Regions from separate parts of the Homo sapiens genome. Here region 2 is linked to region 1. The links are chromatin loops, found by intact Hi-C in ENCODE. Cell type or tissue: lower leg skin. All regions are shown on one strand.

The links. Peaks named below come from ENCODE experiments on the same cell type or tissue, not always from the same donor. Only the 100,000 strongest peaks of a DNase experiment are listed, where the experiment ranks them.
Region 2: it touches region 1 in a loop (13-fold over the local background); 15 of 110 quality-filtered maps call a loop at or near these places.

What each region holds. Positions count from the first base shown.
Region 1 is chr3:63,350,341-63,352,840 of GRCh38, forward strand. The region is part of intron 2 of SYNPR (synaptoporin); the gene reads left to right. Among named protein-coding and RNA genes, the nearest start is that of SYNPR, 73 kb to the left of the region's middle. In lower leg skin, a CTCF peak has its summit at 993 (motif pointing right); no DNase peak of the experiment used is centred here.
Region 2 is chr3:64,491,528-64,494,027 of GRCh38, forward strand. It overlaps LOC105377123 (a long non-coding RNA gene), which reads right to left. Exons shown (of 8, transcript XR_940913.3): 1 at 1-2,500. Among named protein-coding and RNA genes, the nearest start is that of PRICKLE2-DT, 48 kb to the left of the region's middle. RefSeq lists a silencer at 352-552. In lower leg skin, no CTCF peak of the experiment used is centred here; no DNase peak of the experiment used is centred here.

The DNA of each region.
Region 1 (2,500 bases):
CCAACATCTCACTCTCATTGGACCTGCTACAAGCCCTGTGCTGGGGATTGAGATCAAGTGATGAACAGCTCTGTCTTCTTCATATTTTTTTTGCAAGTGGGACTTCAGACTATATCGTGATAGGAGGAGAAAGAAAAGCCATATTGCTAAAGCTGTGTGTGTATGCCTGTGTATGTGTGTGTAGTGTGTGTGTGCGTGCATATGCACACATGCACTTTGCAGTGAAGAGAAGAGACACTGCACTATTATGCAAAACAGCCAAAGGGACTAGGCAAAAGTGTAAGTCAAATGCCTGCAGGGAACAGGCAAATAAAATGAGTGCATAAAGCAGGCTGGCTGTTAGAAAATCAGCAGTGTGCTAAATGGAAATGACACTTGCACTTGCTATGGACACCACAATCAGAAATATACATGTATGTGCAGGGGAGACAGACAAACATGCTGTAGCAAACTGGAGAACCCTTGTCCCTCCCAATTAATAGTTGGGCCAAATCATGTCTATAGCTTGAATTGGCCCCCGAGCCCATCAGTTAGTGACTTCTCGACCTCTGTTCAAGGTGCAGCTCCTTTATGGTTACTTATTCTAAATCCTTTCCTTGTTTTACCAATGAGGAATCTGACCCTCAGTTGGGTTCCATTTAGGTCATATCCTCACTCTCTTGACTGTGTGCCCCTTATCAGACATTATGCTTTCTTGCATTTTTTTTCTCTAGTTAGTCCTATTTACGTAGTAGACTGTCCTAAAGTGAACAGTTGTCCCTGATCTTCGTTGGTTTTACAGGAGGAAATGCACTGAACATCTCAGAAGCCAGAATTCTGAGTGATCCGCCCAATTGATCTTGGCCGATTTAACCCTCAGAACAGATAAGCACCATAAGTACTGCTCATTTATTTGTTGTTGTGTTGCTCTTTTCCTCTGCTTACTTCATCCAGTTTCAGGGGTAACAGGACATTTGACATTCCCTGCTTAATGTGTTTGACAGTTTGAGTTCAAGTTGCAATACTGCATACTTCCAGTAGAGGGTACGTGTGCTTTTCAAATCAAGTGTGAGTGCACCCTAGTAGGGAATCATTCTAGCTCGCTTTCCCGTTTCCAAGAAGCAAAGATTCTTGGTTCTTTGTTGCTTTAAGAAAATTTAGGCCAGGTTTTCCTTAGACAAGGAAATTGAAATTAAAACAGTAGCTCTTTTTAGTTTTTCAGGCAATAGAGATCAAATTTGGGAGCAGTGGGTGATAACACTGAGGAATGTTATCTGAGATGACAAATTCCTGAAGGTAAATGTGACATTTGGTTTTATTACTCTCAGACTGCTTTTATAGTAATAGCATATGTAGGATAACGTTCAAAGATTATCTAAGATTTATAGATTTCATTTACTGAATAATATTTGCTAAGAACCTGCCTGCTATGTCACAAGTAAAGTTCCAGGCAACGGGGATGGAGTGGTGACAAGATAAAGCCCATTCTTCCTGTCCTGGAACTTAAGAAGTTCTAAGTGGGGGAGAGATAAAAGAAGTAGTGAAAGAATGAATGATAATTGACTCAGATACTGAGAACTGCTAAAGAATGAATGATAATCGACTCATACAGTGAGAACTGCTAAGATGCTAGGATCGGCAGCATGGGTGCTGTGGGGCAATGTGGGATGGAAAATATGAAACCTGCTCTCTGGGGAGCCGACCTGAAGGAAAGGAAGAAGCCAGCCCTGTGAAGACCTTGGAGGGAGTGCCAGGCTGAGAGGACAGTAAGTCCAAAGGTCCTGGGGTGGAAACAGAGAGAATGCCAGTAAAGCTGGGGTGTGGTGTGCACTGAGGGGAGAGGGATAGGAAATGCGGCCAAAGAGGTGAGCAGGAGTTGATCATCAAGACTTGAAGGCTTGCAAGGAGCTGTTCTTTTTTTTTCCTGTACAATTTTAGAATTTTAATGTGGGAAGGATTCTTGAAAATCCTCTCACCCAGTTCTCGAAGTGAATAAAAGAATCTCCTGAGGAGCTTTTCAAACCGGCAGATTCGGCTGGAAAATCTGATTTAGAGGCCTATAGTGAGGACTGTGGATCAGTATCATAAAGCTCGATGGTTCAGATGCAAGTAGTCCACAGATCACCTCTTGGGAAAACACTTATTTATCTGTTAAGGTTCTATGTCTACAAGCAACAGAATTCAGTTCCAGCTAACTGATGTAAACAGAGAATTTGTTAAAAGGCAACTGGGAAGCAAATAGAAAAAAGGGGACATTGATGAACAAGACCCAAATATACTTCAGGCACCTAGGTTTGCAGAAACAATGGAGAATCCTTTATGTATTAGTCCATTTCATGCTGCTAATAAATAAATACCCGAGACTGGGTAATCTATAAAGGAAAGAGGTTTAATTGACTCACAGTTCCACATGGCTGAAGAGGCTTCACAATCACGGGGGAAGACAAAGGAAGAACAAAGGGATGTCTTGCATGGTGGCAGACAAGAAAGCATGTGTAGGGGAGCTCCCCTTTGTTAAACC
Region 2 (2,500 bases), 1.1 Mb after region 1:
TTAAAGGGAAAGTATGTAAACAACTGTGTTTTGTTAAAGATTTACAGGAGCATTGTGACCTGACCAAGGACAAAGAAGTTCCCAAACTCCTCAGGCCCTCACTGGCACCCAGAGGTCTGCAGTCATCAGTCACATCTTGATCCCAACTCCCTCTTCTTCCCCTGCCCTTAACATAAAAAAAAGCCTGAAATTTGTGCTGACTTAAGATGGCATTTTAGGATGGTAGTCTACCATTTTCTCCGTTTGCTGGCTTCCCGAAAAACCTGTTTTTCCTCCCACCAAGTCTCATTTCTTGAGTTTTGGCTTTCAAGCAGAGAGCAACTGAACCTGGGTCCGGTTACAATTCATTCATTCATTTGTTCATTCATTTGCCTGGATGATTGCAGCAGCCTCTGCCCCTATCTCCCTGCTCTGTACTCACTCCCTTTCAATCTTCTGCTCCTCACAAGGGCCTAAGGGAGCTTCTGATGTGATAAACGGAATCATGTGGTTCCTCCTGAAAGCCTTTATCAGTTAGAATTAGGTTTAGCTGTGACAGAAAATGCACACTAACAGTGGCTTCAGCAAGATAGATGCTTTTCCCTCCCTCCCAGAAGCATCTGGCAGCTGGCTACCTGAGACTATGGCAGTTCAACGGAGTCAGGAATCCAGGCTCTGTCTACATTGTGGCATCTCCAATCCTGGCTTTTATTTCCAAGGTCACTTCAGAGTCTGAGATGGTGCTGGGGTTCCAGCCATTTAATCTATACCCCACATAGCAGCAAGGAGGAGTGGGGACACACATCCCCCTTTCAAAGATACTACTCAGAAGTTGCATACACCACCCCAGCTTGGATTCTAGCAGCCAGAGCTTAAGTCACATGACCACATCTGCAAAAGAGGCTGGGAAAAGTTGTTCTTATTCCAGGCAGCCACATGCCCAGTTCAACCTTGTGGATTTTATGAATCAGGACAAAGGGGAGAATGGATACTTGTGGACAATTGTTGATCTCTGCCACGTAGTCCTTCCATAGCTCCTTACTGCACTTGAAATAAAACCCAAACTCTTTCCTATGCCTGCAAGGTCCTGGCTGTTTTCCCACCCTCTCTCTTCACTCATCCTGCTTCAGGCCTGCTGGCCTCTTCCCGGTTTCTCAAAGACCATAGTTGTTTCCCATCCAGGGCTATCTGTCCACGCTGTTTCCTGGTTGGAATGCCTTCACCCGACTCTATGAAACTCTGTCCCTTCTCCTCTTCTAGGTCTCAGCTTGCATATCACCTTCTCACAGAGGCTTCCCCAACCACCATACTTCTCCTCATCATTTTTTCTTGGGTCCTTTTTTGTTTCTTTATAGCATGAAAGACGCCTTGGAACTAGCTATTAAATTATCTGATAAGCAAAACAAAGCACGAATGCTCATATCAACGGTTGCTCCCCTTTTTGGTTTGTCTCCCCCATTCAAAAGGAAGCTCTATGGGGGAGGCTTTGGGTCTTGTTCACAACCCCATCCCTGGAGTTTCTCTCTACAACTATGTATTGTTCTCCCACTAGGTGCCAGGAACCTAAAAGACAGTAAGCACATTCAGTTTTCATCTCAGCTGCAGGGCAGCCAAGAGGTGAGGATTGGGGTTCATCTCCTGGAGAGGAGGCAGAGATCTCAGCAGAGACTGGGATAAAGGAGTCCAGTAAGATTGTAAGAAGAGCCCTGCAGCTGCCAGGAATGGGATTAGGGTTCCTTTTAGCCTCATTGCTGGCTCCATCCTATGTCTCCACCCTTATGTGAATGTGTTCCTTTGTCCTACTTTTAACTTACATCAGACTCTTGCGTGTTCCTTATCCTCCTAAGCAGCTTTGCATCCTTTCTGGAAGAGGGTGGGGGTATAAACAAACAAACAAATACACTATAAAAATACAGGAGATATTTTGGTGTATGCAGTTGCCAGGAATAGAAACCTACTCCAAGCAGTGCCAGACCTCTCTGAATTACAAAGCCAAGCGAGCATCCAGCAGTTTACTTGCCCTATCTTCCTAGGTGCCTTAAAGGACCTCAACTGGATGTGTCCAGAAAGCAACTCAGTCTCCCTCAAACTGGTCTTCGCCCAGTATTGGTAAACCAGTTGTCTAAGAAGCCTACCGGCTACCCTCAGTAGGTAGTATTAATATAATGTAGCAATTTGCAACAGGGTTTCTCAACCTGGGCACTACTGACATTTTGGGCTGGGTAATTTCTTGTCGTGGGGACTATCTTGTGCATTGTAGGATATTTAGCAGCATCTCTGTCCTCTATCCCTAGATATCAGTAGCACTCCAGCCCCAGCTGTGACAACCAACAATGTCTCCTTTGAGAATCACTGGTTTAGAAAAAGGACTTGAACCTCAGGCTCTGTGTTCACATCTCAACTCAGACTGTGTGCTATGGAACCTTGGACAAGGTATTTAAACTTTTTGTGCCTCAAGTTACTCCTTTATAAAGTGAGGAAAATCATACATTGTCCTTCATGGATTAAATGAGCTAATATA